Linked DNA regions of Mus musculus: regions 1, 2, 3, 4, 6 and 7 are each linked to region 5. A link is a loop called in an ENCODE intact Hi-C map of the cell type or tissue named here. Cell type or tissue: heart. All regions are shown on one strand.

Region 1 (4,000 bases), 74 kb after region 5:
CGGCATCAGCAGAAAGAGATGGGTGTGGTGGACTGCATTTGTAACCCTAAGATGGCAAGGACACAAGTCTCCAGAGCTTGACGGACAGTGGTGTAGCCAGATGGCTAGCTCTAGGCTCAGGGAGAGAGCTTTTGTAAATGAAATGTAGAGGACAGAGAAGAAGACCTGCCTTGGGCTTACACACATACTATGATGGTATCTGTCACAGTGTTAAATCCATGTAGCTGTACAATATTTATCTAAAGAGAGGACTGAGTGAATTTCTTTGTACCTGGGTGCACTTGTATATGCACATATGTGTATGTGAAGGCCAGAGGTGAACCTCAGGTGACAATAGGAGCCATTTCTCTTATTTCTTGAGACAGGTTCTCTTATTGGCCTGTGGCTCACTGAGTAGGCTTGGCTGACTGGCCAGTAAGCCCCTCTCCTCCTTCCAGTGTTGAGGATCTATGCCTGGGATTTTTTTTAATATATGAGTTCTTGCCATTAAACACAGGCTGTACTTTACTGACGGGGCCATCTCTTTGCAGCTCTTAAAGACCATTTTCATATCTATTTTGCCCTTGGAGACAGCCATCATCATTTTTGCTGCACATGAGATAGTCAGCAGGTGCTTGTGCAATGAACACACCATTGTAGGACATTTTAAAATTTTTTCTATCATGTAGATGCTTTCCTGTTCACTGGAAAGTTCTCTGCGATGTATAGGTCGGGGGGGGGGGGGAGTGGTTTTAAGAGGATACCACTGTAGATGCTAAGGCACCCAGAAGAGTGGAGAGGGATGGAGGTGGGTGGGCTGGAGGACAGGGTCAGTGCCTTTCTTCCACTCTTAGGGGCAGTGGTTGTACCTTTCAGCGCAGCCGTCTTTAGCCAGTGAGCCACATTATTTCATTAGCTCCGTATCCCCAGAGTCATATGGGAGTCTTTTCTGAGTATAAATCTCATGTCCATCGGGCACTGGAGCAGTTAATCTAAATGCGCTCTTGGACTCAAAGTGCAGCACTGAGTTATGATTCTGGAACAGAAGAAAAACCTTCTTTTTCATAGAAGAAAAAGCATCTTCCTAATGCATGGTAAATTATAGGAGGAAGTGAAAAACTCCAAGGGAAAACTCAAAACGCTCACATAAGATTTGGGTATTTGGTTGAGAAATATACTGTTTTGTGGCATGAATGCTTTATGTCCATTTTCTCTTGAATTTCACAGTTTCTCTGAGCTAGCTCTGATGAGGGAAAATCATCTTCCACAGCGCTCTCTCATCTCACTGTGGTTAGTACTGGTCGTGTTTTACCTTGGTGCTCTGTGTTGGCATCTTCACTTGTAGCCAGAATAAACACACGAAATGAGATGTTCAAAATTGTGGCTGATCATCAAGTATCACTGAGATTTGGGGGGAGGTATTTGCTCCTTAATACACGAAACACTATTGGGTTATGTAAGGTTAGCTTACCCAGTAGTTTTAATGTCCTTGAAGTTTCACCTCAGAAATTATAATACAGTCAGTGTTGGCTTCCAGTGACCTCTTTTTAGCTTGAGCCTTTTAAAGGCATTTGGAGAAATCTGCATGAAGTTCCGTGCTGAATTGAACCTCAGAAAGGAAATGTCTTTCAGAGTCAAAATGAAACCAAGTATTCATATTAGGGGGTAGAAGGAAAGGAACAAATAAAAAAGAAGAAACCCTCCCCACAGGAGCAGGCAGTGCTTGCCTTCTGCCAACTGGCCCGTTTGTGAGAACTAGTGAAGTCATCAAGGCTGAGCTATTTTAATCCTGACACGGCGGGTGCGCAGAGGCAGCTGGAGGTGCTGTACAGAGGAAGCGCAGAGACATTTTCAGAGGCAGAAAATTTCCCTGCTGACTGACAGCATCCCTGTTTCACACCTAGTGCCTCTGGCACCACTGAGAAACTGGAGGGCTTGTGTAATGGCCCAGGCTGGAAGAGGGTAGACTGGATCTATACGCAGCCCTTAAAGGAGACCTCTAGCTTCTTCCCCATTGGGACTGGTCCTGTCCACCTTGATAAGATACATGGGCTGTAAACATGTATAGTTTACATGTTTACATGATAGTTCGAAGCAGAAGACAAATTGTTACAAGTTGAGGCAGGATCTCTGGTGTCCTACGCTGGCCTGACCTTACTATATAGCTGAAAAATGTCCTTTGCCTTCTAATGCTCCTGCTTCTGTCTCGCAAGTGCAAGGATTGCAACCACAAAGCACCACGCTTAGTTTTCACAGTACTGGTCATCAAACCTTGTCCATGCCAGGGCAGCACACTGCCAAAGGAACCATGCCCTTAGAATAAAACATTTTGAGTTTTTCCTTTTCTTTGTCTTACTGTCTTTTGAACCACAAAAGGTCAGAAGTTCAAGGGCTGTACTTTGCTGACCCAACAGTGTAGGAGACAATGAGCAAATTTAAAAAAAAAAAAACACACACACACATGCACACACATATCATATATGCTACACATAGACACACACACACATACACCAAATTGACTATCATGATGGACAGTGAATCACTTCACAAGAAACCATTAGTAGGAAGAAATATCAGAAACTTGCTTTTAAATCCTTATTAAAAATATCTCTTATTTTTCAAAAAAAATTGGTAACTTGAAATGTATTTTAATTTTCTATGAGCTCTGCCTGTGGGCTTTGTCATTACCAATCTTTAAGAAAAAAAATGTAAATAAATATTTGATGGATTACAGATTTCTCTGCCGGGTGCTGTTTTAACCGCTGGTGACAAGATCTAAAACTGTAGGCACAGCTTCTTCATCCCTTTAGAGACTCAGAAAAAAAATGTCCAGAAACGTCAACCAAACAGAGATAAATTTAGAGATAATGAGATTGGGTTCTGAGTGTAAGACGTTAACTCCTTTCCAGCCCCGCCCACCCGCCGAGGGAAGTGTTTCTGTTGTAGAGGCAGGGGGTGCCCTCCCAGGAGACACTTCCTAGAATAAAGAATGCAGCATGCTGTCTGTCCTTCAGCAGCAGTACACTCAGCTGCCGGGGCTCTGCCCTGATTCTGCAATGAATCCAGGGATAAGAAGCTACCTTTTGTGTTGGAAACAGGACGGCCATCATCTCAGACAACTGTGGTGATTCCGAAGGCACTTTCGTTCTGAGTAGCGAGCCCTAGGACCTGACAACTCAAAACCAACCCCTCAAATTAAGTACAGTTTATTTCCTATGAAAGATTGTATAGTCTTCATTTTTGCTGATTAAAATCTATACTTAGAAAGACAGGACCTTTCCATTTCTTTCTTTCTTCTTTTTTTTTAAGTGATCACCATCTTAACGCTGTAATACAAAGTCAAGGTGTGAATGGGCATGTGGTCTTGGTAGCTGTGGTGCTGATGTACAGTAAGGTACATTCACAGTATTGTAATCTTTATTTGGCTTCCTTTGAACCAGCCTGGTAGATACAGTACAGATGTACAGCACAGTAGATTCACTATAGTGTAATCTTTACAGCTTCCTTTGAACTAGCCCCAAAACATTTACTCAATTGGTCACCAATTGGTTCTGGACAGAAAGAAATGGCTAGGGTTTGGGGGGTATTCTCAGTTTCTGCAGTAATGCATTATATGACTGATTCCAAGGTAGCACATGGGGCGTTGACAATTACAGACGAAGAAACTGAGAGCCCAGGGCATCTGCTCATCTTCTTACCCAGAGTCCAAACATCATGGGAATTTGATTCAATGAATTCTATTGAAGACTGTTTAGTAACTGGCTGGTCACTTTGTTGGGGAAAATTGGAAAAAGCTTAATGACATCCTCTTTTCCTGGTGTTTATAAGGTTCCTGTAAATCCTGGTTCTTGCTGAAGTCATTAAAAACCAGGATCTAGAACCATGAGTCTATCATGGAACCCCTCTCCACTCTCGTTGCTGTGTGAATGGGACAAGATGCTCAGCCCCCTGGTTTGTAGGATGTACATCATGACATCACTCACCCAAAGCACCCTTGAGAGGTTTGGCAGGAAGAGGTCTG
Region 2 (4,000 bases), 330 kb before region 5:
TCCTAGCCATTCTGACTGGTGTGAGGTGGAATCTCAGGGTTGTTTTGATTTGCATTTCCCTGATGATTAAGGATGTTGAACATTTTTCAAGTGCTTCTCAGCCCTTCAGTATTCTTCAATTGAGAATTCTTTGTTTAGCCCTGAGCATTTTATTGTGGTTATTAAAATACTAAATTTATAGTCTGTAGATTGACAGGGATGGGTGCTCTATTTAAAAGAAATTCTCAAATGTATAACTTCAAGTTAGAAACTCCATAGCTTTCTGTATCTATGAGCAGTACTTTGACGGGACAACACTATCTCTGTTTAAATGTAGTAGGTACTTGACAACATCCTGTTCTCACATCAAGCCCTTACTGTGAAAATCTCTCCTGAAGAGCTGAGGTTATGGCTCAATTGGTAAAGAACTTATCTTGCAAGCATGGGGACCCAAGTTGAATCTCCCTGTGGTTGTGGGGAAGCCTAGTGTGGAGGCACATGCTTGTAATCCCAGCACTATGTGGGCAAGACAGGCACTTCTTTGGGTCTCATTGTCTGGCCAGCCTTGGATACTTAGTCATTCAGAAGTATGTAGGACTGGGTTTTTTTTTTAAATAAAGCATAAATTATTTTGTAGTGACTCAAAATCTTTTCTTTCCTATCATTCCGTCAAACCTAAAAAAGCGTTAGCTGACTAACCAGCGTGACATATCTCTGTGCACAGAGACTTGTCTTAGAGAAAACGTGAAGCAACAATGACTCAGTTTGCCTAATGTAGTCAAAAGAACTTAAGGAGTTGGTTAGACTCCTAAGCAATGGAGAATCAGACCAGGAATGGGAAAGAGAGCTTAGCTTATAAAGAAAGGAGGAAAAGAATGACGACAAGAAATGAAAAGAAGAAAAGACGGCTGCTGAGTGAGCTATGATACTGAAGTTGCCCTTGGGCTTCCATTGTGTTGAACAGGTGTATGTGCACCAACATACATACCCAAATACACACACACACACACACACACACACACACACACACACACACACACTTCCTTGCTCAAGGACATATGTGTGCAGCATGCCCCAAACCCTATGTCCTTGGTGCTGTTTCCTCTATAAATTTTACATTTAAATAAAACTCTTCACCCTTGTCTTGTGTCCATGTACACTGTATGTCAGAGCATCTGGAACAACAGTTAAATGCTGACATGTAACTCACAGAAATGGGTCATATACAGGACCATCTCATGGGACTCAATGGCCCACTGTATTGCAGTTATTCTATTTTGTGCAATTTCACAAAGTTATTGGCACAAGAGAAAATTTCCTAATGACATAGTTCTCTCAGAACTTGCCCTCATCAGTAAGTTTCTCATGACTACTGAATTCCTGCTGTTATTAAACTCCTGTTACCTTGGCAATTTTAATATTTTTTAATAAATCCCAGACCTCACCATTATTCACAACGTTTAATTAAAAATCTACCACACATATCAATTTAACAATCTTGATATTTGAGCATAGTTTTCCATTTAGAGTCAGAGTATAACTTCAGAATTAGAATGGATAATAACTTCTATCAATTGTCACATATCCAAAGGAGCTAAGGAAAACTCAGGACTACAGTGAAGCTAATAAAGCTGCCAATTTTAGGCTTTTAGTACATAGATTAAGTGATATAAATGAAAACTCTTGATCTTTTATCCTACCTAAAACATGTGTTTTGTTCAGTGTTCTTGTTGCTATGCATGTCCTCTTACCTACAGTAGGTTGAATAAGTCCTACCAACAAAAAGAACATTTTTTTGTAGCTTATCTTCCTATTGATTATTTCAGATACTCTTCCTGTGGTAGACAGATCACAACTAAGTTTACTAGTCTAATAAAGGATAAAAACTCAGGATGGTGTCTTAAGAGATGGGGAGATGGGACAAGCCATTCTTGGTGCTAGCCAAACCAGTTCTGAGAAATCCCTGTAGATAACAACATTCCCATGCATGAGACTATTTTGTAGAATAAAACATAAATAATTTTGTGGTGACTCAGAAATTGTTGTTTCCTCTTGACAATTCCTTCAATATAGAAAAATACTAACTGACTTGTCAGCATAGTATATTGCTATGAAGAGAGGCACTCATCTTGGAGAAAACAGAATGGAACAATAATGTCTAAGCTTTCACCACTGGTCAGGCTAAAGTCTAAAATTTCTGTAAGATTCTTAAACTGTAGTGTGGTGCAGAATATGAACGAGGACACTTTCATGAGGGAAAGTGGAGCGACATGGTGGCTCAGTGTGTTCCTTTTCCCTTTCTCTTCCCTCCTTAGCCTTGTGAAGGCAGAGCTATGTTGTCATCCTCATAGCTGGGAGTTTTCAGTGCTCATAACTCTTTATCCCTAAGGATAATTCAGCTTGATCATGGAATAGTTTTAACTTTGCACACATACGCCCATGCATAGTTTTGTAGGAAAACATAGGAAATGCTATAAAAATATATTTCTGCAACCCATTTAATATGTGAATGGAAAAGATAAAGGAAGAAAAATACGGTTTAAATTCAGATCATTCAGTAATGAGCTGCATGGCTCCAGGTGGAGGTCAGCCCCACCACTCCACTCCGCTTCGGCCTTCTCTTTGCCCGAAGCTGTAGGCAATCAGTAACTTGCACCTACATAGAGAAAAGACTCCAAAAGGAGACCAGGTAGAACGGTGGTCTGAATGAGAACCATGAAGCCCTGTGGCGCTGGCCTCAAGTTCATCATTGCTCACTTTGTGTCAAGTACTCTTCTATGTGCTTTATATTAGCTCCGTTAATACTCAGGTGCCCAAAACAGAAACTATCATCACTGCTACAATTGTCTCACAGACAAGGAAACTGAGGCAGCACAGAGTCACGAAATGAGACACTAAAAGGTGTGGAGTGAGATTGCTATAAGCCAGTGATTCCTAAACTGGGAACTGGGGGAGCTGAGTTTTATTATTTATAAGAATTTATTTAATTGGACAAGAAAGGAAAAAGAGATTACATCCTGGGGACCAGGGGACTGTAAATGACTAGAAGCAGATACAGCCAACTCAAGAAGCTTTTCAAAGTCAGTCTAAGAAGTTCTGCCAAATAAACACAAAGCAGGTGATTTTATCAACTCTCATTTTTCTTTAGGATGTAGTTCAAATAAACCAATTACTTAGTTCCTGAAGAGCTATGGGGTCAGTTAACCTAGGTCGGTTTCTACATCTATAAAACGAGTACAGTAATAAATAATTCCTGTCTGGCCTCATTCCTACGAGTTGCTGGGAGAATCTAGTAGATAAAGTGTAGAGAGCTCTACTGTCTCTATGTGTGAGACACCACTCTCCAGGTTATTTAACATGTGTCCACAGAAAGTTCCAAATTCAGCACTTGGTCAGAGCACTCAGTGGATATGCACTTTAACTGTTGATGATTTAGTTACAGCACAGCTACTGAAGTTCCGCAGACCCACTGTGTGTGTGCCAGACACATCAAGCTATTCAATCAATCAAGTCCCCTCCCTAGGAATCCTGTGACTTATAGTTCTGTTTTACACGTGGGGAAACTGAGGCATGGATAGGTTGCTTTTCTCATAGTTTCACTGTTACAGATGATAAGTGAACAGGCAAGTTTAAAATTTTGCTCTCCAAGAATATGTTCACAGAAGGATCAATGCATCATGAATCTGCCCTCTTGAGCTCAGTAGCTCTGTGAGAGTAAACTATGCACATGCAACTGTAATAATTAATATCCTGCAACCACTTACTATTACAAAAGAGTCACTAATGTGCATCATATTCCCTTTAATGGAGAGCGTACTACATACCCTCTAGAGGAAATGAAAAGGGCAGAGACTCTTCCCAACCAGTTATAGCTCAATGGGGATTTTAGGAAGCTGTTAGTATTGGTAAATGATTTAAATGTTAAGTCTCTTTGTGTGTGTGTGTGTGTGTGTGTGTGTGTGTGTGTGTGTGTGTGTGTTCAATGCATGCCATGTGCAAGTGTGTAGATTTATACCTGTGC
Region 3 (4,000 bases), 280 kb after region 5:
GCTGATAGAATGTATAGCATATCAATAATCCCAAATTATTACTTATTTTATGTTCCACCTGGGTTGCTCTTCACTCTGAGTGAGCAGCCCTCAGGGCCACATTTTTATGGCTCAGCTGACCCATCATGTGTTCTCCTTTATCCGCTCCTGCATGTTCCTCTTTTATTCCATGGTAGCTTCTTTCTCCTCTTTCCCTCCTCATGGTCCTCTCGATCCCAAACCTGCAAAACTTCCTTTAAAGAAAATGAAGACATCGCAGACCATGCTAGCCATTTCTGGTCAGAGACACAGTGCCCTTCCTTTCAAAGTTACTATCCCTTAATATTTTGTTTTCTTTAAAGAAAATACAATGTTTATATCTGAAAAAGTGTGATGAGGATTGTTTCTTCTTCTGATACTCCCAAGGAGACAAAGATAGCGTTCCAGAATCCACCCTAAAAAGCAATCAGCTTTTTATTTAATTTTTCTTTTAATATTTTAAAGGATGGTGTTTTTCTAAACAAAATGTTTCTTAAATATGTTTCATTAAGAATCTGACTATGGGGACATTCCACCTGTGAATGTTCTGGATCTGTAGCCAAAGTATGGGTCTACCCATGGTATTTTGGGCTTTTCTACTGAACAAAGTCATACAACACTGTACATTATAAATGATATACAATAATTTATGAATGTTCTTTGTCAATAGAATCAGAAGGACAGAATATCTAATTCTTAAGAAACCCAAGCAAATTAAATGTGTGTGTGTGTGTGTGTGTGTGTGTTACAATAAAATAAAAAAATTTAAAGAAAAAGAATTTAGAAGGGACATAGGAAGAATTAACTACTATTTTAAATGTACTAATTTCTGCATTTAAAATTTCTCTTTTAGATATCTTAAAACAAGAGCTCGATTAAAATACAGAAATGCTTAAACCATCTTCTAAAAGTTCAAGTGTACCAGCAACTTAACTTTTCTTTAGAGTTCCGTTCAGTCTTTAGTGCAAGCAGTACATAGCACGGGGGTCACGTTTTGCTTTTGCTGCAGAGGTGATGACTCTGATCAAACACAGTCCAAATTCCTCAAGGATCATCCCCCTGCCTGAAGCCTTTGATTTCCCTTCTTGTCTGCCTGCTCTGCCTGGGCAAGAAGGCCATTACATGTGGCTTCGGCTACTTCTTTAGTTACAAAACGAGGGGAGAAAAACGATGAGCACATGGCCAGGAGAAACAGCAAGTATCTGGGGTACAGCACTGGAGAGGTAGTCAGGCTGGCAGTTAGAAGAGTAGATGAGGGGTGACTCCTAGTAATTGTCAAAACTTAAAAAGTGTGTGTGTGGGGATTTTTAACAATTTCTACTACATGGGACAGGGTCTCATGTAGCATAGGCTGGCCTCAGAGTGAGTGTGTGTATATGTGTATGTATAATATATACATACATACATACACACTAGTATATATATACATATATATAACACATATCATATAATATATAACACATATCATATAATATATAACATATAATATATAATATAATAAATATTATATAATATATAACATGTTATATATAAAGTGTGTGTATATATATATATACACACAGTTATATAAATATGTGTACAATGTATATGTGTGTGTGTTTTATATATATGTGTGTGTATATAATATTCTTCATGAATTTTATATATATATATATATATATATATATATACATATATATATACATATACACATATATACACATACATATACATGTACACTTATGAAGCAGAGGCAGGCCCTGAACTCCTGAACCTCCTGCTTCCACATTCTGAGAACTGAGACTGCAGGCCTGGCCCATCATGCCTGGCTCCCACACTATTCCTCCCCAAGGCTCGAGTTTTCTTTCTGTTGCATATCTCACCAAATCTTTTGTCCCAGAAGTCTTAAGGAGTTGAGATTTACCTTGAGGACTGGAGTCTTTGTGCTGCCACCTAGTGGTGGAATAGTACAAATCGTACACAGGGAGATTGAAGGCTACTGCGTATCAGACCCTTTTCCTAGGATGGTCCATGGTTTTGCCAGCTCGGAGTCAAAACAAGGTGCAGTGAATCTCTTCTGAGAAAATCTTAGCTTGATGGTGTTCACCTATAATTCTAGAAATGGAACTTAGGGAAGTGGAGGGAGGAGTCAAAGTTCATGAGATACATGAGACCCTATCTGAACCACGCCCTCACTAAATTAAAAAACAAACAAACAAAAAGACAAGTGGGGCAGTGGTGGCGCACGCCTTTAATCCCAGCACTTGGCAGGCAGAGGCAGGGGGATTTCTGAGTTCAAGGCCAGCCTGGTCTACAAAGTGAGTTCCAGGACAGCCAGGGCTACACAGAGAAACCCTGTCTCGAGGAGAAAGGGGGGGGGGGGCAGAGATTTAAAAATAGATGGCTATTTAGAGAACTCAAACTTAATGCTAAATATATATTTTATATACATTATATATGATATGTCTTCTATGTATATATTATGTTTAAGAGTTCTAGTATGTGAAAGGCATTATTTAATTTGGTTCAAAAGGAAAAGACGTGCCTTCTGCATGTTTCCCCCATTTTTCTGTCCTATACATTGTTATCTTTACTCTTCTTAGTAAAATTAAAATGTCCTTTGTTTCATCGCTTCACATTTTAAAGGGATGGCTTAATTTTTTTTTCACTAAGTCAAAGCACATGTGTACCAACTTGTATGCTATTAGCAAGTTTCACACCCCCGAGCAAAGAAATCGTCATCATAGAGAGAATAAAATAAAAATAAATAGTCGTGTCTTTGGGGAGATAGGCTGTAAGTTTGATAAGCTCAGGAAACAAAACAAAACAAAACAAAACAAAACAAAACAAAACAAAACAAAACAAAACAAAAATCAAAAAGACTTTCCATTATTGAATGCATTCAGTGACTCCCTTTCTGTGGAGGTACCAACCAACTTGAAAAGCCTCCTCAACCGTATTTCTCTTTCCATAACTCCTTCTCTGGGTTTCTCCCGGCCTTATCTGAGTATTGTCAGAATCCATGCCTACCCTCCTTCCTCGGGTCTAGTACTACTTATTCCAGTGAACCATCTGGAGTCTCTGGGTTCCTGAGTATATATTGTTTCTGCACTGTCCTTGAGTTTCCTTAATCTCACAGTGCTTACTCTTCAGAAATAGTATTTGAATTACATTTTAGACAATTGACACAGCGTGGATGTTAATGGTTTCTGGAGTTGAACTCCTGTGAGCGAGAAGCATTCTTGAGGTTCTCAAAGGGTCATAATGAAAACACTGTGCTGTATGGTCATTATAGTCAGTCCTTTCTTATGCTTTTGTAATATATTGTAAAATATTTTACCTGTGAACATATGATAAAGAGGACTTTGATTGGACCTGGATAATTAATTAGAATCAGCAATGTGTCTTATATAATATATTAAATAGTTATGCTAGTCGTATTTCCCAGTATAAGAAATTATGTGTGCCTCCCCGCCACCCCTTGACCCTGCACTGCGGCTAACCTCATCAACACTGTGCAACCGTAAAATCTGGAAACTGTGGAGTATGGATAATCCCACTATAAACTGTAATAAAAATTACCCTTCCAGACTCAATATTCTCTCCATTAAGTTCATAGACACTGTCTCTTTGTACATAAAGTTTTATGAAATAAATCGACCGCTACGCCTGTCGTTACCAGATAGCAAGCTGTTTTGATTTAAAGACTGATGAAGGTACAATCCGTTTTTCCATGTTTGCAGTGCATGCTGAAAACATAAATTTACTTTAACAAACCTTAAGTCGAAGGGAAAATGGTCCTCTTACTTGCACCCTGCATTTAAGTATCTCTTTGTGAGAAAGAATCAATGATGTATTTACCGTGGCTGGCTCATTTGTTGCAGCCATAAAAGGAAGATTTGGTTTCCCGTTTCAGCTCCCTGGCCTTAAAGGTGTATTAAGCAAAAGAAAGCTCAAATCTTAGACCGCTTTGTGGGAATTGTCTTGAACCTTTCTGTGTTTA
Region 4 (4,000 bases), 98 kb after region 5:
AGTTGAGTTCCTCCTGTTGACATTGGAGACACGATATAAGGTTGTTTTGTTTTGTTTTGTTTGTTTGTTTGTTTTTTGTAAAAATTGTTAAAAACACTTTCAAATTGCAGAACTCTGTATGGGCTGGAATCTTTTTTTCTTTGATTGCCAGACTCAGAAGTTTAAATTTAGAATGTTAACATTTCTTTTGTAGACATTTTGAAACCTTAAAAGCATCTGTAAAGGTGTTCGAGTCTTAGGCATTTCCCAAAATGTAAAATGGAGGTTGGGAAGATGTCTCTCTTGACAAAGTGCCTGCCTGGCCTTGGCTGGGTGTGGTGGCGTGCACTGGGGAAACCCACCGCTGGGAAGGTAGAGACAGGAGGATCCCCGAGATTTGGCAAGAGTAGCCTACATGGTAAGCTTTAGGCCAACAAAGGGGCTTTCCCTTCATTTTTCATATGTATACTATGAAGGAAGAGGAGGAGGAGGAGGAGGAGGAGGAAGATGAGGAGGAGGAGGAAGAGGAGGAGGAAGAGGAGGAGGAGGAGGAGGAAGAGGAGGAAGAAGAGAAGGAGGAGGAAGAAGAGAAGGAGGAGGAAGAAGAGGAGGAGGAAGAGGAGGAGGAGGAGGAGGAGGAGGAGGAGGAGGAGGAGGAGGAGGAGGAGGAGGAGGAGGAGGAGGAGGAGGAGAGAATAATGTGCCTAGGCTGCTGAAATGGTTTAAATGATGTAGGTGGTAAAGGTGCTCACCACTATGTCTGGTGACTTGAGTTCAGTCCCCGGGACCCACTGGTGAGAACAGAGCACTGCAAGTTATTCTCTAACCTTTACAGGAGCACCATAGTACATGCAGGAATCTCTTGTGTGCACACAAACACAAGTTAAAACAAACGCCCATGTGCATGACTCTTTTGCCTACATGCTATGTACCATGTGCATGCCTGCTACCTGAGGATGCTACAAGAGAGGACTGGGCACCCTGGAACTGGACTTACGTATGGTGGTGAGCTTGGACTCAACCCAGGTTTTCAGAGGAACAATACAAAAAGAGTGTAGCAAATTGTTTAGGGTGACAAATACATTCTCCATTCATCACATTGGGAATGAACGTGTAGCTTTTCCAAAACTCAGCACAGATCGCTTGCTTGCACAGAACTTTTCAGCTTTCATTTAGCTGAATGTAGACTGTTCTTAGAAAACAAATCAGATCAAAGAACAACAATACTGTACCTCGAGCCACCTCCCACCCCTTGCTTCCCACCTAACATATTTATTGAGCAACTCTTTGATGATGCCTTTCTCAGTGGGGATTTGTAAGGATGCTCCTGCTCACTAAGTGTCAGATTAATCCCAGTAGCACACAGTATGCACGTATTCTCAGCTTAAGTGGGACTCAGAATTTTTCAACTCTATAATTGTGTGGAGAGGACACAGTAGAAAGCAGACTTGGAATTTGGTCTTTTCCTGGCCCAGCCATATATAATGCTGTGTGTTCTTATGATGCTGAAAGGTGGTAGTGGCTCTCAGCTTCCCGGCAGTTACCACACTGTGAAGGGAACGGGCTTAAGTATGCAAGTTTTGTATGTCCAATATTATCTACTTGACATTGTGTCAGGCTAGAATTCTATCACAAACCAGAGAGTATCTGTGTGCATCACTTTTAACTGACATTTGCTGTTGAAGAAGGGAGAGAATACAAGGAGTATCAACACAGGGACCAGGCAGGATGCCTTTTCTGAGGGAGTGTTCAAATGCAAATGGGAATTAAGCTGTAGGATAAAGAAGCCCAGAAACTCAAACAAAGTATACGCGTTATGAGAAGAATTAAGTGATGAAAGAGTGATTGTCACAGTGGATTCCATAATGAGTCCTTTTAGGCTGTTCTACACTGGGAACCTAAAGCTGCTTCTATATTGTCTTATTTCCACTGCTCTACCTAGTTGTCACAGTTTGTCAAGCTAGAGATAGCTTCGCTCTTAAGCTACTGAACACCTGTTGGTGACATTATGCTCTAGAAAACCACATCTAGGTTGGGATAGAGCTCAGGGGTAGACTGCTTCTCAGCATGCACTGTAGCTAGGATTCCGTTTCCAGCATCACAAAGCCCAGCCACTGAGTCAGCATTGTGTGCATAGGTTACTGTGGTAAGACTAAGCTGTTTTATAAATCTTCAATAGACAAGGAGTTTCAAGAGTTGACTCCAGATCCAGAAATCAGAGCTGTGGAGGAAATGGATGTAGTTGATATGTTAAAAATAAAGCACACTTTTAACAAAATGTTACCTTTGATGGAAAATTATAAACCATACACTGGAGAAACAACTTATGATGTGACAGTGAATATTACTATTTTTCATGAGGAACCTTGTAGCTAGAGGAAGTCAGCCACTGAGGATGATATGAAATCATGTAAATGGTGATTTCATAGAATAAAAACAACTCAACATTGAACTCATTGTCTAAAACTAAGTACTTTTGGAAAAGTCAAAGAAATTATTGTAATTATATTTTATTTTTATTAAGCAGCCATCAAGAATGTACTTAATTTTGTGTGTTGCCAGAACAAGGAGGTGTAGGAGACAGTGATAAGTAGCCTGATTCGAGAGCAGAGCCTCGCAGCGTATGATCTGGTCGCAGTCACAGTGAATGATTGGAAAGCGTAGATGATGTGTAAGTCTCAGTGAGTCAGTGACAATGCTGGGGTTGTACACGGACTGAACACCTGTATAACTGGGTGAGCATTTGGAGAGAGAAGCAAGAAGCTGAGCTCAGTGAGCTCTGACATAGGTAGTATTTTGGGATGGAGAACACTGTCCTCCTATACTCTGTGCTCTGGCACGTAGGAGCAGAGAGGGAGCAGGTGGCTACATCAATGCCACAAGTGTTGTGTGCTGGGCTGGAGCAGTAGGAGTTAAGCTGAGTTCAGATTACAGAGAGAACATCCACGAGGAACCACTTATATTGAAAACTTTCCAGATCAATTCTTCTATACATGATGAAGATCTTCTTCTATATGGCATGAATATATTGGTTTACTGAAAGTTTCTCCTTAGTGCCTATTGACGATTTAAGGAATGAAACATACATACTATGTGTACGTGTATGAAAGTGTATTTGTGCTTGTGTGCTTGCGCTTGTGTGTGCATGTCAGCAGAGGGCAGAGATTGATGGGGGGGAGGGGGATATTGTCCCCAATTGATCTCCACTGTATAGTTTAATTTTAAGAATATTTTATAATCATTATTTATTTGTGTGTCTGTGTGTCTGTGTCTGTCTGTCTGTCTGTCTGTCTGTCTGTCTCTCTCTCTCTCTCTCTCTGTGTGTTTCATTTAAACAACTTACTAGTACCACATAAGTTCCAGGGATGGAACTCTGGTCATCAGGCGTTGTTGCCAATGCCTTTGCCCCCTGTGCCATTTCACCAGTCTCCTTATCTTTTGAGAAAAGTAATCTCATTCTCTGGAGTGCCCTGATAGAGGATACCCACTGGCTTGGTGGGAATTTAGGGATCTCTGTGTCCCTAGTGCTCGGATTACAGGCAGGCACACTGCCCTGTCTGGCTTTTTATGAGAATGGTGGGACTCCAAAATCAGGTCTCCAAGCTGAGGGGCCAACGCTTTCCTCCCTGGACCCTCTCCCTAGCACAGTGGTTCTCAACCTGTGGGTTGCAACCCCTTTGGGGGGGGTTGAAGGCCATTTCACAGGGGTTGCATATCAGACATCTTGCATATCTGATATTTACATTAGGATTCATTAACAGTGTAAAAATTACAGTTATGAAGTAGCAAAAAAAATTTATGGTTGGGGGTCACTACAGCACGAGGAACTATATTGATGAGTCACAACATGAGGGAGGTTGAGAACCACAGCTCTAGCACATGAAACGTTCTTAATCATAAAAGGAAATGTTGATTTATTTTCATTACCTACCACCTTAGGACCCGAGACGGACTCCTGGAGGTCATATAATGGAAGGTGAGACTCACAAGTTGTTCGCTGTTTTCTAGGTGCGTGCACACA
Region 5 (4,000 bases):
ATTCTTGTAGATCAGTTTCGAACGTCATCGCTTGCCTAACACGCCCATGGCTGTTGCTATAGGGAGGAGGCATTTTGTTTTCCCGCGCATTGAAGTATTCTCTATATATTGATGATCTACTCCGGCACTCAAGATCTCTGAGAAAGCTGTTAGCACAAGAACTGCCGGGATGACATAATTTCCTCAGAGCCTCCTCCCAACCCTGCCTATCCTAGCCCCACCTGCGGGAAAATTTTAGTGATTCCAGTAGAGGATTTTTTGAACATTTGCTGATACTCTGCAATATTGCAAGCTTGAGTTTGCAGCGTTCTTTCTGTCCGGATGCACGGGAGCGGAGAGGGGCTTCTTTCCAAGATCAGACCAGGTGGAGTTTCGCGGCTGCCAATTCTTGGAACAGAGACACCCTTGACCCTCATTCTAGCAGTGAATGAACCTTCTAGCCTCTAGGTCCCATTTCCTTCCTGGGGACCCGAGTCTCATACCTCCCTGCTCCCACTGCTTTCTCATTTAGAGCTACTTCTCTGGAAGAGCGTGCCGCACACATTTCAGACACTTTCACACTTATCTCATTTGTTCTTCTTCGAAACCTTAACACAGGGACACACTGTCTCTCTCAATCCTGTTTCTCTGAGAAGAGGACTCCGGCCGGCCGCTGATTCATCCTGTCCTGACTAGGACAGGGCCGCGCCAGTCCTCTTCTGGCTGGACCACCTTTCCCATTCGCCTCCTTCACAAAACGTGGCAAGGGCAGAGCTGGGCCAGCCGGTGCCCCGCCTTTGTTTTCATTAACAGCGCACCTGGGCCTTAAGTGCTCAGCAAATGCCACGCTGCCACACAGATGTAGAAGCTGGCTTTTCCTGGCTCCAATTTGCTCCTTAGCTCTCATTTCCTGTTTCTCGGCCTCCCCACGGTTTCTCTTCCCACCCCATTCCACTCCGCAGAACTGCAAATTTTTCTCTAACACAAACTTCCCCTTTGAGCCTCCCACCTTCAGGCCGGTTTCCCACGCAGGGCGGGCTAGGAGGCACCGGGTAGGGGTTGTCAGGCCCCAGGAGCTCACCTCCGTTTCAAGAAAGTGGTACCCATAGTGCCCCGACCCTCCAGGACTGCCCGGGGTAAGCCCTAACCCTGCACCCCGCCGGGCCCTTTCCGCTTCCTCCACTGCCCGCCCCCTCCGACCCTCCCGGGAGGCTTGACCCGGAGTCCTCTCAGCCGCGGAGGGAACAGCCGAGCCGCCTCCTCCCTCTCCCCGCCCAGAATCCCGCGAATCCACTGCTCCGTGCGCGCAGGCGGGGCTGCAGGGATGGCGTCCAGCACCGGGCTCCCCTCCGAGGACGGAGCACCGATCTGTCCCTACTCATGTCCCCGCCGCCCTGGCTGGGGTCCCAGCTCAGCTGGAGCCTCCTGTCCTCTTTCACTGCTTTCCTAAATGGCCAGCTTGCTTAGGCGCCCCGGCGTGCCCCGGTAGCCGAGCGAGGCACACGCCCGAACCTCGCCCCCATTCATCCCGCCAAGGTGAATCTCAGCGAGTGGGGCGCCCTGGCTTCTCTTGCAACGTGCAACGCACTCGAACCTAAATAATGATTCCCCCTCATCTCTAGTAGAGTCTCTCTGCCCCCGTCACCCGCGGAGCAGCCCCCGTCGGGACCCCATTGTTGCCCAAGCCGCCAGGCGCCCGGGACGGACCCCTCGGACTCCAACGGCTCCGCCCACACCTTTCCAACTTAGCCGGGGTTGAGCCGCAGGGAGAGCTTGGGCGCGGGCCCCTTCCTCGCTCGCCTCCACCCACCCTGGTTGCTGTGGGGAGTGGGCAAGGGCCACGCGGGCTGGCCTCTTTATTTGTCTCCTAATTCTCTCTCCAAGGCTGCCTAGGCGCGTGGTGACACAAAAGAGGGGGACTTGGTGCCAGCTCAACAAGAGTCTCTCCAATGAGAGTTGTCATCCGGAGGTTACTCTCTCCGAGACCCCTAGAATTCCCCCCAGGCTGCGGCTATTGGAGCGGCAGGGGCCATGTACTGGTTATTTAGGGTGCCGCAGAGAGGTGGTGCAGGTGACAGGGTGGAGCGGAGAAGGCCCAGGGCCAGGGGCGGGGGCAGGGGTGGGGCCGGTGGGGCGGGGTGGCGGCTCCACGGACCCACCCCCTGCCGCTGGCCAGGCTGGCTAGAAGAGGGTTGGGCAGTGGGTGTTGCGTTCTACCTCTGTGATCGGGGAGGGGTTAGTTTCCCACAGGGGATTTCAACCATCACACTCAGAGCCCGCCTCCTAATCCTCCGGCAGAGCGGCTCGGGGCCCCATTTTATGGCAATAAAGCGACTTAGCGCCTGCTGAGCGAGCCCCTCCCCGCCGCCGCCCCCGCCCTCGGCCCCACCCCGGGGCTCGCCCGCAGCGGCGGGGCTTTGTTTCTGGGGAGGAGGACCCGGAGCTCTTTTGTTTGGGGGTTTGCTGTTTTCAACCCCCCACCCTCCCCACCCCACACACACCCCAACCTCACCCCGCCCCGCCCCACCCCCCGCTCCTCTCCGATTTCCTGAGCTGCGGGCTGCAAAGGGAGGAGAAGCAGCTTCTTGCAACCCCCTCGGCTGGGCCCCGGGGTAATTCGATGCGGGCCTGGCGTGGCTCCCCACGTTAGACCCGGGCTCGCGTCTCGGCAGCCTCCACCCACCGGCCCACCCTACATTTAGCGCATCATGTGATCCGGGTAAGTCATTTGCAAGTACAACAGTTCCCTGGGTTGCCCCCCATTCATTTCCTGAGAACTGCAGAGAGCAGCTGAGAGGCTCTGCTTGTGCGTGTGCGTGTGAGTGTGCGCGGGTGACGCCGTGTGAGTGTGTGTGTGTGTGTGTGTGTGTGTGTGTGTGTGAGTGTGTGCGCGAGTGTGCGCGCGCGCGTGTGAGAGAGAAAGGGCGAGAGAGAGGGGGACTCTTGTGTGAGGGAAAGAAAACAATTTCTCCTGCTCTGCAGCTTCTGTTCAGGTCTGTGCCGATTCCTTTTTTTTTTTTTTTTTTTTAATCAAAATAAACAACCCCCTCCTTTTTTTTGCCATCCCAAATCAGATCGTATTCTCTTAACATGTTTTATTTTCCTCTGTCATCTGCTCAAGTTAAATCATTTTGGTTGGTCTGTGTTCTTAAGGGGGGGGGGTGTTGGGAAGCGGGAGGGGGTCGGGGAAGGGCGATGCTATTGCCGAGCCTGGAGCGGCGGTCGGATTCGCGGAGAAGAAAGAGGGAGGTTACTTGTCCCACTCCCTAAACATTTTTAAAAGAACTTAGCAAGTAACGTGAATTAAGCAAATGCTTTGCTCCCCCGACTGGAATTGTTGGTTGCAGTGTTTGCCTGACAGTTGCCAAGGATGAGAAATAAATCCTCAGGGCTGAATCAGGGAGGGGGTGCGGGGGGGGGGGTTGTCGTGGAAGTAGTTGGTCCCTCGGAATGGATGGGCTGAATGAATAGCCACACAGGGGCCGAGCCGTGCGGGCAGTGTATGAGCTCTTGAGAGTGGAGGGGAAGGGGTTAAGGAGGAGATAAGATTGCTGGCATGAATAGTAGTCCTGGCGCTACATTTATTATTGTCTCTGGTCGTAATGATGTGGAACTGTCACTCGCTACTGTGCCTGGTCCATGGGAGTAGCCAGGGGCTGGCCTGTGGCTGTTATTTTCAATTACGAAGGACCTGGCTGGAGTTGACAAGGGACAACTTTGTAAGGCCACCTGGGCCGAGAAGCCCGCGGAGCTGGCCTAGGAGCCACTTCTAGCCTTAGACGCTCAGCTAAGAGGGCTAGCACTTGACCTCGACGTTAGTCAGTGTTCTTCTTAGATGCTCTTCTGCCGGGGAGAATCAATTCTGCTTTTGTTGGGTAGAGAACTGCCTCTCAGAACTTTGCAAACTTTTATCTTTGGCGAAAAGGGTGGGGTGCACTCAACAGTTTTGTTTCTTGGTGCATTTGAGGCAAATACTTGGAAAAAGTATCAATTCCTTTGTTAGATGTCCTGTAGCTTCCCA
Region 6 (4,000 bases), 350 kb after region 5:
AAAGTTTCTTGATTATTTACCTAAAACTAACTATTACATGTCTTGGCATAGCAAAACATCCTAATAATATGTATCTTTTACTATCTGAAAAAGGGCAATAGATGATGTATTTATCAAAATATCTACAACAACACAGTATCGTTGGTCCTCACTATATATATTCACAGCTAATTAGCTGCCTGCTCTGCTGGAATCCACTGCCCATTCTCCTGGAATCCTCTATCCATTCTCCTGGAATCCTTTGTCCATTCTCCTAGAATTCTCTATCCATTCTGCTGGAACCCACTGCCCATTCTCCTGGAATCCTCTATCCATTCTGTGGAATCCTCTATCCATTCTCCTGGAATCCTTTGTCCATTCTCCTAGAATTCTCTATCCATTCTGCTGGAATCCTCTGCCCATTCTGCTGGAATGCACGGGATATTCGGGGGAAGCCGTTGTCTCTAAGTTTCCATTCACCTAAATAAGCGCCCTTTATCAGATGGGAGTCTCCAGTTAGAAGTAAAGGCAACTAAGTGACTCAGACTGCCATAAACCAAGGAACATGGGGACTCTAGAAGCGGATAGGGTGTAAAAGAAGATAAAGCAGAAGCAGAACCCCTGACTCAGAGCAACAGGCCAGGTGCAGCGGAAGGACTTAGCAGGCAGCTCTGACCCAGAGGAGCCCAGCCCAACACTGGCCCTCACACTCAGCGTAAGGGAAGACAGGTCCTTATGATGGACTTCAGACTGGGCTGTATCTAGCCCTGGGCTAAGGAGGAAGGGCCTGGGTGTTGACAGGACTAAGGCTATTTCAGAAGGAGAGGAAGAGGGAAGAAACGGAGTTGTGGTTTCCTGAAAGACAAGGAGGCTTTAGTGGCAAAGCCGTGGAGAGCACTCGTCGCAGGCTGGCCACCTTCAGTTTTCTCTTCTGTTCAAAGGGGGAAAGAAACTGTCAGAGTTAGGAACCTTGAATGATTTCCCTGGGAGGCTGTAGTTTCTCATCTTTCTGATGATACCAAGATGTACTTTTAACAGTAGCTAGAGAAAGTGACTTTCTCGAGTGCTACCCTGTTATTCAATAGCCAGAACCCAAGGATGCTAAGGCAGAAAACACACAGAGCCTTTCCCACGGAGTGCCCAACGTTTCATTCTAACCACCGCATCCCTCTATCCTCATCGGACATTGAATCACATAATCAAAAATAACCTGTCTATATGGAAAACACACGTTGTGTTGATACTAAAAATGGGCAGAGGACAGCAGAGCTTCCTGGGAGATGCCCAGAGTGTGTGGCCAGAAGCTTGCGTTCTGTTGTACATCTGCCTTTGAACTCCTGCATCACTGTATTTGTCTCACGTCAATCGAAGAATGTCAGGCCCAAACTGTTGCAGTTTTAGCAAGGTGCTTAGGAAATCCTACTCCTCACTGGGGCATCCTGAAGGAAAACGCTTTATAAGCCTAGGTCTTTAGTAACCATCCCATTTGGTCTTCGTTATAAAAGGTTCCTTCCTACCGCCCTGGTGATTCGTTGGCGTGCCTAGTACTCATCACAGACCCTGACGAGGCTACAGTTTGCTTCAGGTGTCTCCGAAACAATGTAGAATCCTGAGCCTATAGGGAGGTTTAAGGTGTGGTTCAATACAATCAGTACATATATGTTCTAGAAAGGGTTTGTGCCACAGCTGGATGAAAAGGGAACTTGTAGGGAGTGATGCAGAATTTGCTTCAGTTTGCCCAGAAGAGCAGTGCTCTGTGTCCTTGTCACTGTGTGGACACTGGAACTGCTCTCCTGAGCTACAAAAATACGGAGAACATTTATATATCAGAATATCTACTTAACAGTCTGAAAAAAAAAAAAAAGCCATGACTTTATTCACCCATAGGGTGATGTTAATATTCTTGCAAAATCCCTTTATTTCCATAGGTTTTGCCCATTCCTCTAATCATTTCCTTAAACATCTGTAAAGAAAAATACTACTTTATGTGGGAATGCAAGAGACAAGCAAACTCACTCCTGTTATTTTTCACTTTTAGACCTGAATTATTTTGTGAAGTTTACAAAGCCCTGTAGCTTAACTTAAGAGTGGACTGATGTCCTTCGGTGGAAGTAATTTACAGTAATCTTCCCCAACCTGCATGGTATTTATTTGTGAAAGACAAGGAAGTATGGAATTACCATGGAGAACAGAAACAAAGGCCGGAGGAAACCATGTTCAGAACAGAAGAGAGTTGCTGCCACCTAGAGGTGGAAGTGGGTGTCGCTGAGAGCTGTAAATGGTTGATGTCATACAATCCTAAAACCAAAATGCAATCTAGGGACATCATCTCCACCTCTAAACAGGAATGGACTCATTTGGCCTTCTAGCCTCCATTAAAACTGGGCCTTGAATGCTCAATAAGATTGTAGTGGCTCGGGGTTTTTGTTTTTGTGTGTTTCATTTTTGTTCTCTTCAGCCTTATTTCTTTCTGTTCCTGCAGTTAGTTCTAACTCTCTGAAAGTCTTCGTCCTCCACAGCACATTTGTGAGCCATTTGCAAGCTAGTGGGTAATGTCTTTTCCATACTCTGGGCTACCTTTTTTCCAATGTTATCCTAAAATTTCCACTAGGGATGCCCCACTTCTCATCAAATTGTGTGGCTCGTGCAATTTTACTTTTTTCCTAAAACAGGGCAGGAGGCAGGGGCAAGCTATGTGGTTGGAGTCCTGGGAAGACGGGCAAGAGGAGAGGACCCTGAGCCTCACCTGAATCATGTAAAAACCTGGTAACTGCCTATAATCCTAGCATTTTGGAGAAAGATGCAATTGCATCCAAGAGCATACCAGATGCCTGGATTGACCCCGGAGCTACATGTTTCTTGCCTCCTCCTCCTTCCGCATGCCCTCACCATCCCTAGCTGGATGCACTCCTTTAAGCTCCTCACTGGCATCCCTCAATAGAGGGTCTTTCACCATGCCTAGTGATCACTGCCAAAGGCCAGTGGAATTACTCCTGGGTTCCTAGCTTAGCTGTTTTGGCAAGAATTTGGAAGTCCAGAGTCCTTACCATTGCACACGAGTCCTTTCCCAGATGTTTGAAGCCCTGCGCATCATGCACAGAGCCCTTACCATTGCACACGAGTCCTTTCCCAGATGTTTGAGGCCCTGCGCATCATGCACAAGCACTTGCCCATTTTCCTTCCTGTGAACTTTCTCATCTTCCTGGACCCTAAATTTCAGCCACATTCAGTAGCGGAACATGCCACAGCAGGCTCCGGCCACACTGATCACTAAAGCCACTATATCCGTTTCGGTACTTTCGCCTTGTTAGTGGGAAGCTCAGGAAGTTTTGAAAGATTTGTCCAAGTTTGCAGAACAAATCAAACTCAGGATCAGCACATCTTTCTTCTAACTATGGTGATTTTTTTTTTTCTTTCCATTTTTTGGTGACCATTTCCCATCTCTTGAAGCATACTTCAAGAAGAGCAGAAGAGCTCAGATCTGGGGAGCAGGGAGGGGTTGCCTCCTGTTAACCATCTCTAAACGTCAAACCATCGTCTCTGTTTCTTGCCTGTTTGTAACTACTGTGCTGGACAAAACCTTTGAAGTGTGTGTGTGTGTGTGTGTGTGTGTGTGTGTGTGTGTGTGTGTGTGTGAAACAGACGTGTAGTTCTGAAGCTCACGCGCAACACCTGCTCTGTCGCTCCCTAATTAAGAGATGCAGAGACAACATTGAGTCCTTCCTGCTCTTGCCTATTTAATTTATAGGGATAATCCGATGCTGAACGAAGGGGACTTTGTAGGAGAGGACTTCATAAGCCTTATGAGGCAAGTCGGTAAAACATGGCTCTGCGGCATTGTCTTTTTCATTTTTTTTTCTCTTAAGTAAACCTTCTTTATAATGCTTTAACAATACAAACTTTGCCACATTTCTCTTTGTTCCTCATTTCCACGAGCCACATACTATCTCGAGATGTTCTAACTGCACTCCTCGCCTCCACCTGCCTTTGGAGACCATCCTTTCTCCACTGGATCCGGGGT
Region 7 (4,000 bases), 170 kb before region 5:
ATTTCTTGACTCTGCCCCTTTCCTGTCTAGCCCTACCCAGACCTTCCTTTGAAATCAGACCATTTCTGGGCACACCTAGCCAGCCACCCCCACTGAGAGGAGCTCCGGAGGCTGCCTTTTGACCTGGCACTGCACCTGGTTCCAGCTCCTGGTGCCTGAGAGCCGCATTGTTCCTGGGTTAAATGAAGTTTTGGGGAAATGACTTTCAGATGTGAGCATCCCCCTCTGGGGCTGGCTTACCCTCCTGCGCTGCCTCCCTGACGTTTGGAATCCCATAAAAAAAATCATCTTTGTTTGGCTCGGGATGAAAAAAAAAAGACTCATGAGATAACATCTTAGATGACATGGGCTGACAAAATCCGAAATACTTCATATTGTGACCACCACCGAATAACTTAATTACTGCCTTTTTCTTGCGCTTACCTTTTTAGTTTGCTTCTTATGTGGTAACTCTCCCATCCCCGGGGTTATTTTAGTCAGTGGCCACAAATTACTGTGACTTTCTTTATCTGAACTCTGATCAGAAAACTGCCTAGTTCTCCTCAGTGTGTTGGGTGGATGGTGCTTTTTTTCCCCTCTCCTCTCCCCTCCCCTTCAAACCAGAAAAGTAGCTGCTGAAAGCTGAACGGTTGCCATGACAACCTCTTGGCAGCTTCCTAGGCGAGTAACAGTGTTGATTTCCCCCGGCGGGTGGGAGGGGGTGGAGCTCTAAGGAGGTAAAGAAAGGTTACTGTGCACTTAGTTAATATGCAAAACCACTTACACAGTGCTGGGTGAGCAATGAATAAGTGCAAACAAAGCCACGCTTGATCAGCTAACATGGACTTTGCACACAAGTACATCTGTCCAAGGATGCAGATGTTGGCTCAGAGGGAAATTTTGCCATTGGACAGGAAAGGACAGAAGAGGTCACACTCCAAGAGGTTAAACAGGATTTCTGTAGTGGTTGGAGAGTGTGGATGAAGTAAAGAAAGCAGGGTTTTAATTGCCTTTTTCCTTTTTTTTTTTTCCTCTTTGTTCAAAGAAAAACATAACGCTCTGAATTGCAGGATGGTGTTTTCCCTGAAAATCTAACACACTGAAGTTCAAGTTTGCATCAATTAAACTCTATGTAAGATAAACCAATATGTTCAGATATACGCAAGTATAGCATAATTTGGTTTGTGCTTGAACAAAACATACGGCTGAATGGCATCGTTCACCCCAGAGTTTACAGACAAAGAAGCAGTTTAGTAACTTAGGGCTGGGGGGGGGGGGGGGTTGCCGAATGTTGAAATTTTCTCTGTCTCTCTCTGTCTTTCCATTTCTCTGTCAGTGTCTCTGCCTCCTTTCCCTTTCTCCCTCTCCCTCTCCTTCTCCCTCCCTTCTCACCCCAGCACTCTTTTCCATGCCTTGCTTTGGTAGCTTCTTGTTTGATTCCTGGGGCCTAGGCAGAGGAACTCAGGAACCGTGAGAATAGGCTACACGGGCGAGGGTCACCTGCATGAGAGCAGACTGGCTGGACACTGAGGAGGCAGCAATGGGCCCCCCACCTCCTGGCCAGCAGTTTTGTGTGGAAGAGGCAGGTTGAGGGAAGGGTGCAGCAGGAGCAGAGGTCTGCCCAGCAGGTGTCACTAGGGATTTAAAGCTTACCAGACCTTTGGGACTAAGGCTAAGAAGTGGCCACGTAGTGATTAATGAAGCTTCCTTTCAAATAATTTTGAGAGACAATATGTGTGTTCTCCTTCTAAGGGAAATTAGAAATGAAAGCTAAAGCTTGCCTGCAGAGGAAGAGATTCTGGACCATAATTTCAAGGCTCTTATCTCCATTTATGAGTCTCCATTCCAAATACCAGAAGTCAGGAATAGAAAACTCAGCAAAGTTCATGGAGTCCAGGAGTGGGGAAATACTCATGGCAAGCCAAAGCAAATACAATGAGGTATTATTTATTCTGATGCTTCCAGACTAGGTCAGCCTCCTGCCTAAACACATAGATGCTGACTTTGTCGGGGTTAAGATCGCACTCAGAAACTACAAATTTCCTGAGAGCCTCAGTATAAATTAAGTCAGCTCATATTTTATCATTGCTTAATACTTCTTTTTTTTGACAAAGCTATATGAAGTCTGAATTTCACTTTTTAGAAAACTGTGTTGATATTATTAACTTTCTAAGTTATACATCTAGAAAATGTGACTATATGTATAAACATATATAACACATATACATATAAGTTATAAATATTACACACATACACACTTTTCTCTCTCTCTCTCTCTCTCTATCTCACACACACACACACTCAAACACACACACACACACATACACACACACACACACACACACACACACACACACACTTTCTTCCCTAAGAGTTAAGGTTTAGATCTTCAGAAGACTCCCTGAATACTTTTACTGCTCTCAACTTTGCTTTGTCTTCCTGAGAGTCCAGTGTTTACCATTTTCATCATGACTTCAGTAGACTTTCTACCAGACTTTTCTTACATTGTTGCACATAGTGGCCCTCTACCTTGCATTGATCATTGTAGAGGTTTAACATCCATACTGAAGACATTGCTTCATTCCTACTTTAGGACATACTTGTATATAGCGTGGAAAGGAACCGGAAAGGAAGCATCAAGAGCTGGCCTGGCTTCCCCAGCATTCAGCTTCTTAAGATGAGCTCATTCATCTTGCTTATCCTTGGTTGTCTGGGGGCGAGTAGAAAGAGCTGGCAGAGAAGTAGTTGGAGTGGCAGGATTCTAAGCTTGTATGGCCATAGGTGGCCTTCCTGTGCCTGTGAAGATGCAGAAGCAGAAGAGAGGCAGAGTAAAAACCCAGGAAATGAGAGCCTCTGGACAAAGGTGGAAATGGCCAGGGTGCAGGGTGCGCTCAGAGGGCACCTGGTAGAACACTGGTTAGTGAAATTATCTACTAAGTCAATGGAATCCTTGACTGACAACGGTTAAGAAGCCAAGCGTCAAAGCCATTGTTATATGGTCAGCTGGAAGTGTATAACAAAGCTGGGACTGAAAGCCAGACACCTGCTCCTTTCCACTCCTGATGGTAACTGTAGTACAGGAAGCAATGAGAAAACCATGACTCACTTAAGAGCACTTGCAAAGGATGCTTTGTTTTCTGTTCTTTCTCCTGGGGAAACCTCATCATAAGATACCACCAAGGACATTCCCACAAACAAAACCCCCAGTCTGCAGTTATGCAATTAGGGCAGAATTTTATTAAGCTTTTAATCGCTCATTATAGTTGTCTCTATTTGATAAGGAAAAAATAAATGACTTCAGCAGGACTGATGTCTGCAGGCCCATTCTCTAACCACAACTCCAACCATTTCTCTAATCACTTAACTGATGTTGTTTTAATGAGAGCTATTGTTATTATGCATTATTAATAAAAAATCTACCATTACTATTAATATCACTTATGAAAGATTCTGTAAAGAGCTTTGAGACCGTGCATGCAATTAACAGGAAGCCAACTTTCCACAGAGTAAAAAAAATAAAAATAAAAACAAAGACAAAAAACACACCAGGTAGGTCTAACTATATCCATTTCATCTCTTAAAAAGTAAGTGGTTCAAGTAAATTTTACATTCCCACAAGAAAAACCGTGAGCCCCATGAATTATATGGAACTCCTTGTACTTTGCCATATAGAGAGAAATTATGTGAGTCGAGAGAAATGTGCATAACCCTCTAATCTCATGGTTGTGCCCTTGGAATTTATTGACTCTCATTTCAGAAAGCACAGACCTACCCAAAAGACCGTATTCAATGAGTGAAAATAAATATATTTCTACTGTCAAATGGAATAGGGGATGTTGACTAAATCACAATATCATCATAAGTCTATGACATATTCTAGTTATACTCTAAGGGCTTCCAAGTACATTTGAGATCTGAGAACAGGGGAGCTGTGCAGAAACCCCTTTTCTGTACTTCCTCCAATGATGCTCCTACCTCAAGAATCACCCTCATCCTCAAAGCTGCTATCTTCTACAGTCTT

The links. Peaks named below come from ENCODE experiments on the same cell type or tissue, not always from the same donor. Only the 100,000 strongest peaks of a DNase experiment are listed, where the experiment ranks them.
Region 1: it touches region 5 in a loop (6-fold over the local background); 13 of 42 quality-filtered maps call a loop at or near these places.
Region 2: a loop joins it to region 5, with 2.0 times the contacts of the local background. A loop is called at or near these places in 2 of 42 quality-filtered maps.
Region 3: a loop joins it to region 5, with 2.8 times the contacts of the local background. A loop is called at or near these places in 8 of 42 quality-filtered maps.
Region 4: it touches region 5 in a loop (2.6-fold over the local background); 5 of 42 quality-filtered maps call a loop at or near these places.
Region 6: a loop joins it to region 5, with 2.6 times the contacts of the local background. A loop is called at or near these places in 12 of 42 quality-filtered maps.
Region 7: it touches region 5 in a loop (2.9-fold over the local background); 12 of 42 quality-filtered maps call a loop at or near these places.

Annotation. Positions count from the first base shown.
Region 1 is chr14:100,209,013-100,213,012 of GRCm38, reverse strand. It overlaps a transcript of Klf12 not described here. Among named protein-coding and RNA genes, the nearest start is that of Klf12, 61 kb to the right of the region's middle. In heart, no CTCF peak of the experiment used is centred here; a DNase peak (open chromatin) is centred at 1,772; H3K4me3 peaks cover 388 bases; H3K27ac peaks cover 1,074 bases.
Region 2 is chr14:100,612,839-100,616,838 of GRCm38, reverse strand. No RefSeq gene overlaps it. Among named protein-coding and RNA genes, the nearest start is that of Gm46483, 120 kb to the left of the region's middle. In heart, no CTCF peak of the experiment used is centred here; no DNase peak of the experiment used is centred here.
Region 3 is chr14:100,007,912-100,011,911 of GRCm38, reverse strand. All of the region lies in intron 3 of Klf12 (Kruppel-like factor 12), which reads left to right. Among named protein-coding and RNA genes, the nearest start is that of Klf12, 140 kb to the left of the region's middle. In heart, a CTCF peak has its summit at 1,967 (motif pointing left); no DNase peak of the experiment used is centred here.
Region 4 is chr14:100,185,087-100,189,086 of GRCm38, reverse strand. It overlaps a transcript of Klf12 not described here. Among named protein-coding and RNA genes, the nearest start is that of Klf12, 37 kb to the right of the region's middle. In heart, no CTCF peak of the experiment used is centred here; no DNase peak of the experiment used is centred here.
Region 5 is chr14:100,283,229-100,287,228 of GRCm38, reverse strand. It overlaps Gm41231 (a long non-coding RNA gene), which reads right to left and starts at 1,506. Exons shown (of 4, transcript XR_003951003.1): 1 at 1,443-1,506; 2 at 798-1,356. It also overlaps a transcript of Klf12 not described here. In heart, a CTCF peak has its summit at 2,034; DNase peaks (open chromatin) are centred at 1,318, 2,248, 2,638 and 3,568; H3K4me3 peaks cover 4,000 bases; H3K27ac peaks cover 3,667 bases.
Region 6 is chr14:99,930,308-99,934,307 of GRCm38, reverse strand. The region is part of intron 5 of Klf12 (Kruppel-like factor 12); the gene reads left to right. Among named protein-coding and RNA genes, the nearest start is that of Gm22970, 160 kb to the right of the region's middle. In heart, a CTCF peak has its summit at 2,232 (motif pointing left); no DNase peak of the experiment used is centred here.
Region 7 is chr14:100,455,962-100,459,961 of GRCm38, reverse strand. Gm34199 (a long non-coding RNA gene) reads right to left here. Exons shown (of 6, transcript XR_003951137.1): 4 at 3,955-4,000; 5 at 2,580-2,775. Among named protein-coding and RNA genes, the nearest start is that of Gm26367, 39 kb to the right of the region's middle. In heart, a CTCF peak has its summit at 1,609 (motif pointing right); no DNase peak of the experiment used is centred here.